Regions from separate parts of the Homo sapiens genome. Here region 2 is linked to region 1. The links are chromatin loops, found by intact Hi-C in ENCODE. Cell type or tissue: mammary epithelial cell. All regions are shown on one strand. Each heading gives the region's core, and the rest is flanking DNA. Links, peaks and the distances in the headings are about the cores only. Region 1 overlaps EHMT1 (euchromatic histone lysine methyltransferase 1). Region 2 overlaps EHMT1 (euchromatic histone lysine methyltransferase 1).

The links. A loop is a pair of places that touch in the nucleus more often than their neighbours do. Peaks named below come from ENCODE experiments on the same cell type or tissue, not always from the same donor. Only the 100,000 strongest peaks of a DNase experiment are listed, where the experiment ranks them.
Region 2: it touches region 1 in a loop (2.5-fold over the local background); 5 of 110 quality-filtered maps call a loop at or near these places.

What each region holds. Positions count from the first base shown.
Region 1 is chr9:137,669,149-137,677,469 of GRCh38, reverse strand. All of the region lies in intron 1 of EHMT1 (euchromatic histone lysine methyltransferase 1), which reads right to left. Among named protein-coding and RNA genes, the nearest start is that of EHMT1, 54 kb to the right of the region's middle. RefSeq lists enhancers at 2,283-2,799, 3,924-4,033. In mammary epithelial cell, for the core only: a CTCF peak has its summit at 4,473 (motif pointing left); no DNase peak of the experiment used is centred there.
Region 2 is chr9:137,716,719-137,724,977 of GRCh38, reverse strand. It overlaps EHMT1 (euchromatic histone lysine methyltransferase 1), which reads right to left. Exons shown (of 27, transcript NM_024757.5): 3 at 7,796-8,259. Among named protein-coding and RNA genes, the nearest start is that of EHMT1, 100 kb to the right of the region's middle. RefSeq lists enhancers at 961-1,878, 1,879-2,797. In mammary epithelial cell, for the core only: no CTCF peak of the experiment used is centred there; a DNase peak (open chromatin) is centred at 4,357; H3K27ac peaks cover 1,110 bases.

The sequences.
Region 1 (8,321 bases), core at 287-8,286:
TCTCAAAGAAAAAAAAAATTAAAAATGTCCAGTCAGGCAAGTCCTGGTGGCTCACGCCTGTAATCCCAGCACTTTAGGAGGACGAGGTAGGCAGATCCCTGGAGTCCAAGAGTTCAAGACCAGCCTGGGCAACATGGCAAAACCCCCGTCTCTACAAGAAAATACAAAAGTTAGCCAGACATGGTGCCACACGCTGTAATCCCAGCTACTTGGGAGACTGAGACAGGAGAATCGTTTAAACCTGGGAGGTGGAGGTTGCAATGAGCAGAGATTGCGTCACGGCAATCCAGCCTGGGCGACAGAGCGAAACTCTGTCTTAAAAAAAAAAAACTCCAGTCAGTGGCTGGCTGTGACAACTCATGTCCGTGATCCCAGCACCTTGAGAGATCGAGGTGGGAAGATCGCTTGAGCCCAGGTGTTCAAGATCAGCCTGGGCAACAAAAGCGTTGGAGAATTTTGCTCCTTAGTTCAGCTAAAATCCGGTTCTTGTCACACAACCAGGAAAATTTAGACATGAGGACAGGACACACTAAAGGGTGAGTAGAGCAAGGTTTTATTGGGCAAAAAGGGAAAAAAAAAAATTCTCAGCAAAGCGGGATGGAGTCCTGCTTACAGGACCCCCATCTCACAGATGGAATCCCAGGCCCTCACCCAGGAACTGAAAAGAGAAGCTCCTCCCCTGCGGAAGGCGGAATTCCGTGACCCCACCCACTTCCCCCAGTGCGCATGTGGGCTCCAGTCCCCTGTGGCTCCACCCACTTCCCCCACTGCTCATGCGGACTCCAGTCCCCTGTGGGCAGGTTCCCTCCTCTGCACAAAAGCATTTGGCGTAAAGGCTTGCGGGGGCAGGGCGGAGATTCTCCGGGGACTCCTTTTTATCTGCCTAGGCATTTGGCTGTCTCATAAGGAGACCCCGTCTCTACAGATAATGTAAAAATTAGCCGGGTGTGGTGGTACACACCTGTAGTCCCGGCTACTTCAGAGGCTGAGGCAGGAGGATCACCTGAACCCGGGAGGCGGAGGTTGCAGCGAGCAGAGATCGCGCCACTGCACTCCAGCCTGGGCAACAGAGTGAGACCCTGTCTAAAAAAATAAAATATAGGCCGGGCGCGGTGGCTCACGCCTGTAATCCCAGCACTTTGCAGGGCCGAGGCAGGCAGATCACGAGGTCAGGAGATCAAGACCATCCTGGCTGACACGGTGAAACCCTCTCTCTACTAAAAATACAAAAAAAATTAGTCAGGCGTAATGGCCGGGCGCGGTGGCTCACGCCTGTAATCTCAGCACTTTGGGAGGCCGAGGCGGGTGGATCATTTGAAGTCAGGAGTTCAAGACCAGCCTGGCCAACATGGTGAAACCCCATCTCTACTAAAAATAAAAAAATTAGGCTGGGCGCGGTGGCTCACGCCTGTAATCCCAGCACTTTGGGAGGCCGAGGCGGGCGGATCACGAGGTCAGGAGATCGAGACCATCCCGGCTAAAAACGGTGAAACCCCGTCTCTACTAAAAATACAAAAAATTAGCCGGGCGTAGTGGCGGGCGCCTGTAGTCCCAGCTACTTGGGAGGCTGAGGCGGGAGAATGGCGTGAACCCGGGAGGCGGAGCTTGCAGTGAGCCGAGATCCCGCCACTGCACTCCAGCCTGGGCGACAGAGCGAGACTCCGTCTAAAAAAAAAAAAAAAAAAAAAAATTAGCCGGGCGTGGTTGGTGCACGCCTGTAATCCTAGCTACTTAGGAGGCTGAGGCAGGAGAATCGCTTGAACCCGGGAGGTGGAGGTTGCAGTGAGCCAGCCTGGTGACAGAGCGAGACTCTGTCTCAAAAAAAAAAAAAAAAAAAAATTAGCCGGGCGTGGTGGCCGGCACCTGTAGTCCCAGCTACTCGGGAGGCTGAGGCAGGAGAATGGCGGGAACCTGGGAGGTGGAGCTTGCAGTGAGCAGAGATCACGCCACTGCACTCCAGCCTGGGCAACAGAGCAAGACTCTATCTCAAAAATAAATAAATAAATAAAATTTAAAAAGTAAAAGAGAAAATGAACTACTCATGCTCCCTCACACCAACCCCCCTATTGGTCACCAAATTCTATGCCTCCTAAATATTCCATCAAATTCCACCGCTACCTTATTTTAAGCCACATTATTCTCAAGTCAGTGGTAATAGGAATAATCTAGCAACTCATTTTTCTAATTCCAGCCTCTCCCCTTTTCAGTCTAGCATCTATTCTGCAGTTAAAATTATCTTTCTAAAATTGTGACCTTACCATCATCTTCTTTAAAAATTCAGTGGCTTCCCACTGCCCATGGAATCAAGTTCACACTTCATGACAAGGCACAGAAGGAGCTACAGCAATCTAGGCCAGGCGTGCGGCCCCCGGGCCAAATCCAGCCCAGCCTGCTTTCTTACTTCCCACAAGCTAAGAATGAATTTTTTTTTAATTTTTTAAGTTGTAAAAATAAAAAAGAATATGCATCAGAGACCTTACGCGGCCCACACCCCACATACCTGGTCCTTTACAGAAGTTTGCAGATTTCTAACCTAGCCCAATGATTTTCAGGTCAGAAATCCTATGTGCCAGTCACACTGAGCTACTTAAAATTCCAGCAGCAGTAGGGCCCAGACCATCACCCTTCCCCCTGCTTCCCGCGACTCTCCAACTATGCAGCGAGCTTTTGGGGCTCAGATGGCCCTTGCAGCTCATCACGGGCTGCCCTGTGGTGACCCACACAAGCCTGCCTCCCACTTACAAAAGGAGCCCCAATCCACCTTTGCAACCCGGGCACCTAGCATGGGCACAAAATACGTATTCTACAACTACTGGAAGAATATACTCTAAGATGATGATTAAATATAAATGCGGGTCTCACACATCAAGAGGTGAGTCGTGCAATCGTAGGCAGACTGCAGGAGGCAAGGCACAGGCGGCGCCACAGCTACCTGGACTTGCTCTTCTAGACCAGACAGAACACAAAGAAAGAGCGCTGGAGCCGAGAGTCAGGGCATCTGGGGACACTGGCCAACAGTGAGATTCTCCGTCAGCCTGCAGAGTGTGGGAGAGCCAGAAAAGGGGACGGAATTCTGAGAGATTTTACTGTGGGTTTTAATTTATATCATGTTGGTGCTCTTTGATAGATGCCAGTGAAGAGCACAATCCTGTTTAATGTCTTTCGGCACCTGGAATTTGGTCTCAGAACAGGGCTCGATGGAGAGGTTGGCCTTCAGGAGGCCCTGGTGCAGGCGGGTCACACGTGCAGCCCCCCTCGCCCCACCACTGCCTCGTAAAGGGCAGCATGTGTTACGGTGCTGGTTTTCTAAGCTCACTGCGCTCCAGACCCTGTGAGGAATGCCTTGGTGTTTTAGAACGTCTCCCTGCCCACCCTGGATCGCCCCACTGCCTCTCTCCACTAACCGTATTTCAAACAGTGTGTGAAAAAAGCAGCTTTAGCTGGTCAGCACCTTGTCTGGGCCTCCTGGGCTCTATTCCAAGACAACAGATTGTCCTGCCCCCAATCAAGGCCTCAGCCCCCAGGCTCCAGAGAACAGTACAGCCCTAGGAGGGACCCACAGACTCTCAGGTCCTGCTAGTATTGGCTCCGGGAGGCTAAGTAATATGTTGACACATACAGATGCTGTTTTTTAATCTTACTATATTCATAGTAATTGTGTCATTTTCCATCTTTTCAATTCATACATACTCTCACACAATTACCACCATGAAATGACGGGCCTTAACATTTTTCTAATGTGAGAAACAAGTTTTGAAGACACTGATGAACACTGGCAGCCCCGGCCAGAGCCTCCCTGAGGGCAGGGCCAGTGCCAGGCAGGGCAGCAGCGCAGTTTCGCCAGGAGTTGTCTGGTGTAAAGCACAGGCTGGGAGTGCGGGTCTGAGGGAGGGACACAGACATGACCTCCACACACTCCCTGGCACATCCTCGAGGCCGGAGCTTCACACTGCCTTCAGCTCAGCCACCAGGGACACTGCAGCTGGACACAGCTGCCCTGCCTCCCAGGACACCCATCTCCTCTTCAGAACAACATGAGACATAAAAATAAGGCTGTACAGAACTTACACACCATGAAAAAATGAGAAGCCTATTTCTTTTTTCAGATCAGAAGAGCAACGTGAGCAACGGTCCTATCAGAAATACAACAAATATAAAAGCAGCAGTCGAGAATGGTGAGGGACCACAAACCCCTGGGGACTTGGTCCAGGCCAGCTCTGAGCACCACCAGGCACCCAGACTAGCACACAAGTAAGGGGTGCTCAATAAACACCTGCTGGGAGGTTCCTACACACTCTAGGATGTCACTCTAAGATGAGACAACCCTGATGCAAAAGGAAGGTAAGGTTCTTTGCTAAGCACTTCAAAGCAGAATCATCTTAAATTGGCAAAAAAGCAACCCATATAAAACTGGTTCTCAAGCTCCATCCAGCCCGGTGTCAGCCTTCGGACCTAGAACAAAAGCACCACCTTGTGGTTAGAAGTGTAAATGCAGGCTTAAACCTGCATGCAGAAAACCACAAGGTATAGTAGTAATATTAATAAATTCTCTGCAATCGGTAAAGTTCCTGGTAGAAGACCACATTCCTACTCATGTCAGAGATTGTTTTTTAAATGTTTCCACAACACTGCTCTGTAATACGATTGAGATAGCATGGGAAAACAAACACACACTCATGGCTGAATTTCATTCAAAATCTCCATGTTGATAAAAAGACATTAAACCTAAGGAGTTGACTATTTTGAAGGATATGACACAAAAATGTGAAACTTATCCCCAATCAGAATGTCAGCTCTACGAGAGGCAGAAACTGGTTGGTTGGTTGGTTAGTTCACTGCAGTACTGCGCCAGGCGCTTTGGTTTACGGTAAAACAACAATTCCCAAACTTTTCATTCTCAAGACCACGTCACACTCTAAACACACTGAGTACCCCAAAGGGATTTTGTCCACGAGTTGCCAGAATGGCACCAAGTTAGTGTTACCATGTCAAAACCTCCTGTACAAATAAAATAAACCTACTACGTGCTAACATAAAATTTACTTTATGAAAATGCCACCGAGTTAGTGTTACTATGTCAAAACCTCCTGTACAAATAACAATAAACCTACTACATGTTAACATAAAATACTTTATGAAAATGGCATCAAGTTAGTTTTACCATTTGTCAAAACCTCCTGTACAAATAACAATAAACCTACTACGCGTTAACATAAAACACTTTATGAAAATGAAGTATTCTTTTAAAAAAAGAAACAAAAGTGATACGGTTTTACATTTGTGCACCTATCTTTTCCAGTCAGCAGAGCCAGATGCTCACACCGCCTGCTGCACGCCCTCTATGGCACTATCACACATCTCGTGCCTGACACTCAGCACAGAATGAGAGCGAAAGGTAAATAATGCTTCACATCTGTATGTAGCCGGAGCCCTGGAAGAATCCTGGGGTCTCTGCACTGTCATGTCTGCTGGACAGGAAGTGCTGGGGGAGCTTCACTGAGTGCAGGGAGAAGGGGCGCAGCACGAACACAAGGACTAAGGGGCCACGGCCTCTCCACAGCCACATGTCGGGGCAAGGCCTGGACCACAGCACTGCAGGGTTGGGGTCCTTATTTCATCAGGATTCCAAGTATAGGATTCAGGCCCAGGCACAGTGGCTGATGCCTGTGATCCCAGCACTTTGGAAGGCCAAGGCTGGTGGAAAGCTTGAGCTCAGGGATTCAAGCTCAGCCTGGGCAACACGGCAAAACCCCATCTCTACAAAACATACCCAAAAAATTAGCTGGGCATGGTGGCACACGCCTGTAGTCCAAGCTACCTGAGAGGCTGTGGTGGGAGAATAGCTTGAGCCCGAGAGGCAGAGGTTGCAATGAGCCAAGGTCACACAACTGCACCCCAGCCTGGAAGACAGAGCGAAACTCTGTCTCGAAAAAAAAAAAAAAAAAAAAAGAAAGAAAAGGATCCAACTCTTCGGGTCTTTGGGTCGCTTTGTTTTGACAGGGCATTATCTAACTTCAGGGTCATCTTCCCTTCAGGTTTTTACTATATGTTTTCTTAAGTGATAAGCGTTAATCATATGAATTGTTACATATAAATGAGGGTTTCCATTAATTTTTTCTTACTGTAAAGCTAATACATGCTCTCTGTAAAAAAACTTTATTATATTCCAAAACATACAAAATCACTGGCAATCCCACAATTCAGAAATAACCAAGTTAACTTTTTGTATATTTCCTTCTGCTTTTTTCTTACACTGAATGAAAAAAAATTAAGAATTTCCGCTCACTTATTAGCTATAAAAGGGTTAACAGAATAATTATACGGGAAAACAGTTAACTATAGGCAAGACACCCTCACTAATCTGTAAGTCAAGCACACGGTGGCCCTGGAAGGGTTCAGAGTTCTGACACAGCTCACGGCCCGGGACAGCCCTCTGTTACATTCAACCACGTGCACAGCGGCTTACCCTGGAACAAGAGTCACACAACAGTGGACGATGACAAAGCCAAGCCAAGACCCACAGGCCAGAGGGTGTGGCCACAGGAGGTAGGGCAGCAAGAAAGAGAAAAGGTAGCCTGCACTCCGAGAAAGCCCTCCCAGAAGGAAGACGGCGGCAAAGGCGAGCGGACAGAGAATGGAAAGGCAGCTCTGGCTTCTCCTTCCCCTGGACACAGCCCCCAGGAGAGCGCTAAGCCCCGCTAGACCCCAGGGAGGCTACACGAGGAAGACGCGCAGACAGGCCCGTAGGAACTGGAGCCAGGAGGGGCAGGGCCTCAGTGAGGACTAACTGGTTCCCTGGGCTGATATGCTGCAGACCTGCCCCCAGAAGGACAGGTGGCCAGGGAAACCAGTCAGAAGAGAGAGGCGCAGATGGGAGACTGAGGAAGTCAGAAGGCAGAAGCACCTGCAAGAAGGGCAAAGAGGAGGGAGGCAGATGGGAAGCCATGAAGGGAGCAGGAAACGGAGCTCGCACGTGGGCACAGGACACCAGAGTCCAGAGGCTGAGCTGCACCCAGCACCGGGGGGAGGGGGCAGGATAGCAAGGCCCAAGGACTAAGTGAGGACACTACCGGGTCAGGGCAGGAGAGGGGACTAGCCAAGGGAGGAAGGCTACCGACAGAAACCTTAACCAGGATGGTTTTGTTGCCCTGGGGGTGGAGGTGCAAGGTCTGACTAAGGATCTAAGGGAGAATGAGGGAGGATGCACACACCATGAAAAAAACACAAATCTTTGGAGGAGTTTGGCGCAAAGAAGGGCAAAGAACTGACGTGAAGCTGGTGGGAAGCAGGATCAAGAAAAGCTTTTTTCAGCCCAGGCGCGGTGGCTCACGCCTGTAATCCCAGCACTTTGGGAGGCTGAGGCAGGCGGATCACTTGAGGCCAAGAGTTAGACACCAGCCTGGCCAACAAGGTGAAACCTCATCTCTACTAAAAATACAAAAACATTAGCTGGGCGTGATGGCACACACCTGTAAACCCAGCTGAGGCTGTGTGGGGAGGCTGAGGCAGAACAATTGCTTGAACCCGGGCGGCAGAGGTTGCAGAGAGCCGAGATTACGCCATTGCACTCCACCCTGGGCGACAGAGCAAGACTCCGTCTCCAAAAAAATCTTTTTGGCCCAGGCATCATGGCTCACACCTGTAATATCAGCGCTTTGAGAGGCCCAGATGGGAGGATCACTTAAGGCCAAGAGTTCAAGAACAGCCTGGACAACATAAGGAGATTAATTTTTTTTTAAAAAAAGAGAAAAAACAAAAGCAAAGCTTTTTTTTACATAGGGACACAAGTCTGTGTACTAAAGGCAATGAATGCTCCGAAGAGAGCAAAAAGTGAAGGTGGGGGAGGGGCCAGGGAAGAGCTGCTGGAGCGGCTGCGCCCTGGGTAGACAGTGGGTGGAGTCGGTGAGTGCACGTGCTGTGCGGGGCGTCTTGGGAGGAGTCGAGTGCACGTGCTGTGCGGGGCGTCTTGGGAGGAGTCCAGTGCACGTGCTGTGGGGGGCGTCTTGGGTGGAGGTGAGTGCACGTGCTGTGGGCGGCGTCTTGGGTGCAGTCGTGGAGTGCACGTGCTGTGGGGGGCGTCTTGGGTGGAGTCCAGTGCACGTGCTGTGGGAGCGTCTTGGGTGGTGTGGGGTCCACGTGCTGTGGGGGCGTCTTTCCAGGGGTCCTCAGTCTGCTCTTTAAGCAGGAGACCAGCACCCAGCAAGCAGTAAGCACTGGGCGAGAAGGGTGCAGGGTGCGAGAGGGAAGACGAGACATGAAGGATACATCAAGAACCTACTTCTAGGCCGGGAACAGTGGCTCACGCCTGTAATCTCAGCACT
Region 2 (8,259 bases), core at 260-8,259, 48 kb before region 1:
ACACGAATGCCCCATGAATGCCACACGCCTGCCCCACGAATGCCACAAGCCTGCCACACGAATGCCCAACGAATGCCACATCTGTCCCACGAATGCCACACGTCTGCCCCACGAATGCCACACGTCTGCCACACGAATGCCACAAGTCTACCACACGAATGCCACACGTCTGCTGTATAACGTTTCTTGGTCTTTCTCCAGCACACCAGGTTTGACTGCAGTGAAGCCACTGTTAGAACTCAGGAGTCGGTCCCCCTTTATGTCACCTACAAACCACCGACCAGGCTGTTTGGCTCACGTGGCTCTCCCCTTCAGCTGGTGCTTACAAACACAAAATGCGCTTTCAAAGTACATATTGATGAAGGTACAAAAACAAAACCTGAAGAGAAAATAGCCATGTGAGGCTAATTCTTGCCGAGGTACACACACCTATTCTTTAATTTAAAAGGTTATTTTCAAGAATCTCAACAGTAAGACTAAGAATGGCTTAACTGAGGTGAGAATTCTAGATTTAGGTTTTGTTGGGACTCTTGTTACCTAACAAAGCACAAGGAAAGACCTAGCCATGGAGGCAGCACGGCCGGCCCATCCCATCTCCACAGGGCCTGGCTCTGGGAGGGCAGCCCTTCCCCGAGGCTCTTCCCTCCTGTGGGGGCGGGAGGCCCCTTCGCTGAGGCTCCTCCCTCCTGGCAGGGCGGGGGTGGGGCGGTGGGCTGTGCACCAGGGTGAGTCACACAGTAGGACACTTAGCAGCACTTCTTCACACAATTGCTAAGAACCACCTCCAGTGCAGACCAACAGGCACCACCTCTCTCCCAGCAACTAGAGCCTAGAGTGGGTACCAGGAGGTGAGGTGTGGAAACACACACACAGAGAGAAAAACAAGGGGCCCCATGCTGACGCCTCCTGGAGTGGGCACAATTTACAAGGAAATGGAGCTGCCAACCAGGTCACAGTAACAAGCATTTCCAGGTAGAAAAAAATGTTCCCTTCCGGCGACTTCCACTTTCTTTGCCCTAACAACAGTGAAGCTGCCAGTGAGCAGGCCTCGCTCTGAGCTGGGGCTTTATGATGGGGATTAACGCTGGATACAGGGTCCAAATCCCTTGGTTCTGGCCACGGGATCGTGAGACTGCAGCCGTGACAACACCTTCATGTTTAAACTTTTATGAGAATATTGGATTTATTAAAGCCTGCAACATTCGTTTTATCACTGGAATGACTTTTTAAAACGTAATTTTCAATAAATTGTGGCTTTAAAAAAATACCAAACAAGACTAAATTGGGTTTGGGGTGGCAGGAAATCCTGAAGGGTGGAGAGGCCACAGGCCCAGACAGACACGGGCACACCCCGGGCCACAGGCCCAGAACCACAGACACAGACACACCCCGAGCTCAGGCCCAGAACCACAGACACGGACACACCCCGGGCTCAGGCCCAGAACCACAGACACGGACACACCCCGGGCTCAGGCCCAGAACCACAGACACAGACACACCCCGGGCTCAGGCCCAGAACCACAGACACAGGGCACACCCCGGGCTCAGGCCCAGAACCACAGACACAGGGCACACCCCGGGCTCAGGCCCAGAACCACGGACACAGACACACCCCGGGCTCAGGCCCAGAACCACGGACACAGACACACCCCGGGCTCAGGCCCAGAACCACGGACACAGACACACCCCGGGCTCAGGCCCAGAACCACAGACACAGGCACACCCCGGGCTCAGGCCCAGAACCACGGACACAGGCACACCCCGGGCTCAGGCCCAGAACCACAGACACAGGCACACCCCGGACTCAGGCCCAGAACCACGGACACAGACACACCCCGGGCACAGGCCCAGAACCACGGACACAGACACACCCCGGGCTCAGGCCCAGAACCACAGACACAGACACACCCCCGGCTCAGGCCCAGAACCACAGACACAGACACACCCCGGGCTCAGGCCCAGAACCACAGACACAGACACACCCCGGGCTCAGGCCTAGAACCACAGACACAGACACACCCCCGGCTCAGGCCCAGAACCACAGACACAGACACACCCCGGGCTCAGGCCCAGAACCACAGACACAGACACACCCCGGGCTCAGGCCCAGAACCACAGACACAGAGCACACCCTGGGCACAGGGGGGCACCCACCTTCCCATAGTCTCTGCCACACCACCTCCGTGGGGCCCACAGATACAGAGCACACTCCGGGTGCAGGGCAGGCACCCTACCGCCACAGTCTCTGCCGCACCACCTCTGTGGGGCCCACACAGAGCATACCGGGGGCACAGGGGGGCACCCACCCACCCACAGTCTCTGCCGCACCACCTCCGTGGGGCCCAGAGACACAGAGCACACCGCAGGTGCAGGGCAGGCACCCTCCCACCCATAGTCTCTGCCGCACCACCTCCGTGGGGCCCACACACACAGCCCTGCCCTGGCTCAGTCCACCCCCTCCTTCTCCTGCAGACTCCCCCAGGAGCACAGCAAGTTCTCCAGGGTGCGGAGAGGCAGTGGAGAGTCTTCAGGAAACCAGGTTCCGAAGCCTCAAAACACTCAAGTTCTCTTTTCCTACAACAGACCAGCCTGTGAATGTTCACTAATTTTCAACCAAATGATGTGCTGTAATCAATTACACTTTAATTACTCAATCCAGAAAAAAGCGATCACTTAAATAAGCCTCATGGTCAGAGAATTTTCTAAAAATTTCAAATTGCTTTTTTTCCCTAAAGGAATGTAATAGGATGACAATAAAAGATCCTCACGAATAAAAATATATGAGAATAAAATCCTGGAAGTAGGACTGTAATAAAAGCATAACTTCAGAGAGACGAATGATGTACAGTTTCTAACGTGAGTTTTAAAACTGTGACTGGGGCGCCATCCACAGGCAAAAATAAATTCAACCTCAGCCCAAGCCTCAGACTTTATACAAACATTAACTCAAAATGGATCACAGATTTAAAGTTCACGTAAGACTGAAAAAAAAAAAAAATTAGAGAAATTGAGATCTAGGGCTAGGTGAAGAGTTATCACACACAACACCAACAGCACAATCCACAGGAGAAAACTGATAAACCGGACTTCATCAAAATGAAACACCTTTGCTCTGTGAAAGACCTTTTGAGAGAAAGAAGAGAAGCTTCAGACCAGCAGAAAATACTGGAAACCACATAGCTGACAAACACTCATATACAGAACTCTCAAAGCTAACAAAACAATGCAATCATAAAACGAGCAGAAGTCTGAAAGACATTTCACCAAAGATGACACACCGACAGCAAAGCAATGTGCAAGGGGATGAGCGTGAGAGGCGTGGAGGGAACAAGAGTGAGAGGCGTGGGAGAGGATGAGGGTGAGAGATGTAGGAGAGGGTGACGGTGAGAGGCGTGGGAGAGGGAGAGGATGAGAGGCGTGGGAGAAGGTGAGAGGCGTGGGAGAGGGTGAGAGGCGTGGGAGAGGGTGAGAGGCGTGTGAGAAGGTGAGAGGCGTGGGAGAGGGTGAGAGGCGTGGGAGAGGGTGAGAGGCGTGGGAGAGGGTGAGAGGCGTGGGAGAGGGTGAGAGGCGTGGGAGGGGGTGAGAGGCGTGGGAGGGGGTGAGGCGTGGGAGGGGGTGAGAGGGGAGGGGGTGAGTGTGAGAAGTCTGGGAGGGGTGAGTGTGAGAAGTCTGGGAGGGGGTGAGTGTGAGAAGTCTGGGAGGGGTGAGTGTGAGAAGTCTGGGAGGGGGCGAGTGTGAGAAGTCTGGGAGGGGTGAGTGTGAGAAGTCTGGGAGGGGTGAGTGTGAGAAGTCTGGGAGGGGGTGAGTGTGAGAAGTCTGGGAGGGGTGAGTGTGAGAAGTCTGGGAGAGGATGCTCCCCATCAGCAGTCACAGGGATACGCACGCTGAAGCCTCGAGGAAACACCAGCGCACCCAACAGAAGCGCTAAATAAAAAGTGGGTAAGAGCTAACGCTGGCGAGGACGCCGGCGAGGAGGGGAGAAAGGCGGCCACTGCAACATCGCCGGTGGGCGTGTGAAAGGCTGCAGCCACTCTGGAGTGTGGTTCAGCAATTTCCTCGTTCAATGAAACACCCGAAGGCCATAGAACCCAGTGATTATGCTCCTGTGTGTTTGACCCACAGAAGTAAATCTTACATCCAAAACGTGTACGTAAATGCCCCGAGCAGCTCTAAAGTAAAAATGCCCAGTGTCCTTCAGCGGGTGAGTGCCGACGTACAAGGCTGTCCACACCCCACAGAACACCAAGGCCTCAGCAGAGAACGGGACGGGCTAATGACGTAACTTGGATGATCTTAAGAGAACTATGCTGAGTGACAAAAGCTACTCTCAAAAGGTTACATACATTATAATTCCATTTATATAAAATCAGAAATAGGCCGGGCACGTTGGATCATGCCCATAATCCCAGCACTTTGGGATGCCGAGGAGGGCAGATCACTTGAGCTCAGGAATTCAAGACCAGCCTGGCCAACAAGACAATATCCCTTGTCTACAAAAATATAAAAATCAGCCGGGCAGGGTGGTGCACATCTGTAAACCCAGCTACTCAGGAGGCAGAGGCAGGAGGATGACTTCAGCCTGGGAGGCAGAGGTTGCAAAGAGCTGTGATCAGGCCACTGCAGTCCAGCCTGGGTGACAGAGTGAGATCCTGTCTTAAAAAAAAAAGAAATGACAAAATTATAAAAATGGAATCTGCAGATGAGAGGCTGGCACAGGTTCAGGTCTGGTTGGTGGCTACACAGGGTGACGTCAGGGACCCTGGTGTGGGGGGTTCCATATCTCGACTGTGCCCTGGTGTGAAGGGGGTTCGGCACCTCGACTGTGTCCTGGTGTGGAGGGGGTTCGGCACCTCGACTGTGCCCTGGTGTGGAGGGGGTTCGGCACCTCGACTGTGCCCTGGTGTGGAGGGGGTTCGGCACCTCGACTGTGCCCTGGTGTGGAGGAGGTTCGGCACCTCGACTGTGTCCTGGTGTGGAGGGGGTTCGGCACCTCGACTGTGTCCTGGTGTGGAGGGGGTTCGGCACCTCGACTGTGTCCTGGTGTGGAGGGGGTTCGGCACCTCGACTGTGTCCTGGTGTGGAGGGGGTTCGGCACCTCGACTGTGTCCTGGTGTGGAGGGGGTTCGGCACCTCATGTGTCCTGGTGTGGAGGGGGTTCGGCATCTCGACTGTAGTGGTGTTTCCACACATCCACACACGGTAAACTGCACAGAACACCCTGCACGTGATGCACGTGCACACAGGTGATGGTGAAACTGAGTAAGCCCCACGGACTTTACCAATGTCAGCATCCTGGGTCTGACATTGTCCTCTAGTTATCAAAGACATCACCACTGAAGGAAGCTTGGTGAAAGGTTTTTTTGCAGTTTCCTGTGACACTGTAATTATTTTTAAGATTTTCTAAAGCTTTGCCATGTACAGAAGAATACTGCAAAAGGTTGAGGTCGGGTCAGGCCGGCCAGCCTGGGAGTGGAGAAGCCCCAGGGCTAGGGCAGTTGTCCGCACCACGAGGTGCCCGCCTTATCTGTCCTAGGAGAGGACGCAACACCCAGCAGCTGTGGGCCCCTGAGGAGCCAGCAGTCCGGCCCACAACGCACCCACCACCCCCTGAGGAGCCAGCAGTCCAGCCCCACAGTGTGCCCACCACCCACTGTGGTCACTGCAGACAGGCCACAGAAAACGCACACAGCACTCATAGTCAGGCTGAGACACTATGACAGAAACAAAGATGGAGACACCCTGGTGGGGGAAAAAGCTAAATCTGAGAGGAAAAAAAAGTCACAAACAGGAGGTGTCAAGTCCAAGAGAACCCCCACTTGAGGAATCAGAATTTACAACAGAGATTATAGAAGAATTATAATCACCGTCTTTTGAAAGATAACGCAAGATAGAATTCAGTATTTTTTAAATTAAAAGAACTAATCAGGCCGGGCGCGGTGGCTCACACCTGTAATCCCAGCACTCTGGGAGGCCGAGGCGCATGGATCACCTGAGGTCAGTTCAAGAACAGCCTGGCCAACATGGTGAAACCTCATCTCTACTAAAAATACAAAAATTAGCCAGGTGTGGTGGTAGGCGCCTGTAGTCCCAGCTACTTGGGAGGCTGAAGCATGAGAATCACTTAAACCTGGGAGGCGGGGGTTATAGTGAGCTGAGATCGCGCCATTTCACTCTAACCTGGGTGACAGAGCAAGACTCCGTCTCAAAAAAAAAAAAAGAAAAAGAAAAAGAAAAAGAGAGAGAACTAATCAGAGATACTGGGCATGAAAAAAATTTATGTCAGAATAAAATATATCAATATATGGGATGAACAGCAAGAAGGGGAAGGGCTGAGGAACCAGTAAGGAAGCTGGAAACAGACAGAGAACTGCCCAGGAGGACAGAAGAGCCGGCCATTTAAGAGGAGCTCCATGGGAAGAAAACAGAAGAAAACTCATACAGAGCATCCTTCTGGAGCTGAAGACACAAATCCTCCAATTGACAGGGCTGTGAAGCCCTAAACAGTGGCTGAGGGGAAAGAGCAAACGATCTACAAACAAATGACAAGAAAGTGCTGTCAGAATGTTCACCAGCAATGTCAGAGAGAGAAAATTCCACGGGAATGTGATCACAAACCTAGAACTTACACCCAAATTCACATCAAACTGAGAGAGCACACTAAAAGCACCATGAACACTTTGAAAACCTGTATCGTGTATGCACCACGTAAGATCTGGTGATCAGTCCAGCACAGCATGTGTGAGAAGCACGCGTGCCCTGTGTGTGAAAATCAGCACGGTGCGCGTGAGGGGCGGGCGCGCCCTGTGTGTGAAAATCAGCACGGTGCGTGTGAGGGGCAGGCGCGCCCTGTGTGTGAAAATCATCACGGTGCGTGAGGGGCGGGCGCGCCCTGTGTGTGAAAATCATCACAGTGCGTGAGGGGTGGGCGCACCCTGCGTGTGAAAATCATGGTGCATGCGAGGGGTGGGCGCGCCCTGTGTGTGAAGCGCTCAGGATTCAAGACTCATTCTGCTCTCAAGGTACGGCTGAGCCCAGCAGCTCAGGGTTGGGAGGGAGACCTCGGCATGTCTCCAGGTGGCCCTTTGCCCCTCACTTCTGTGACATTCTGGCCCTAACCAAGTTCATTTCTATTCACTTCTCAATGAAACAGGGTCAGGGCTGAGTCTTCCCTAGCTGGAGTGAAAGCCCCAATGTCCAAAGCAGAAGAGGCCGTGGCCTCCTTGAAAGGATCTGACACGTTTCTACAGAGAGCAACAGAATCCTGTGAGAAGAGAAAGCACAAGAAGGAAGCGAGGCGTCACCTGGCATCACTCCGCTTTGTCACTCACGCACAAGGCATTAGCAGCATCTCTTTTTTTTTTTTTTTTTTTTTGAGACAGGGTCTCACTCTGGTGCCCAAGCTGGAGTGCAGTGAGGTGATCCGGGCTCACTGCAGTCTCCACCAGGCTCAAGCAATCCTCCCACCTCACACTCCTGAGTAGCTGGGACTACAGGTACGCACCACTATGCCCAGTTAATTTTTGCATTTTTTACAAAATTTTGCATTTGAGTTTCGCCACGCTGCCCAGGCTGGTCTCAAACTCCTAGGCTCAAGCAATCCACCCGCCTCAGCCTCCCAAAGTGCTGCGATAACAGCTGTAAGCCACTGCTCCCGGCCTTCTCCTAGCTCCTCATAGGCCCTGTCGGATAACCACTGACACTTACTGGCTTCTCCTCAATGCACCAAAGTCCATTTGCCGTTATTAAAACAAAAGAGATGGGAAAAAGGAAACAGCAAGAGAAGACACAAAATTACCAGGCCCACGACGGACTTCGGCATGGTCTTGCGTGCCCTGTGGACCTTGACGTCGGCGCCAGGGGCCGGGAGCTTCCTGTCCTCTGTGTCAGCACTCCCCTCCCCAAGGGTGGCTGGTGGGGCGGCTGGCGTCTGGGGAAAAGCGCTTGGAGTCCTGCCTTTGCCAGCCCCTCCAGGAAGGGTTTTTGCAGCATGGCCAGGCAGCGAAGAGGCCAGAGTGCTGGTAGTCCTCAAGGGCTGTGCCTGTAGGGCCGGCTTATTTAAGATGTATCCGTTGCTGCCGATGACAGAAGTCTGCACAAAGTCGTCGGCAGTGACGTGGTTTTGCTTCGCCGCTTCTGAGTCTCTTTCTGAAACCCCATTTTCCGCTATCCGAGTTAGTGTGTTGGTGCCATCCTGGGGGTTGACCCTTGCGCTGTCCTGAGTGTGCTTTGCAGCATTTGCATGACTGCTGGCATCGCTGT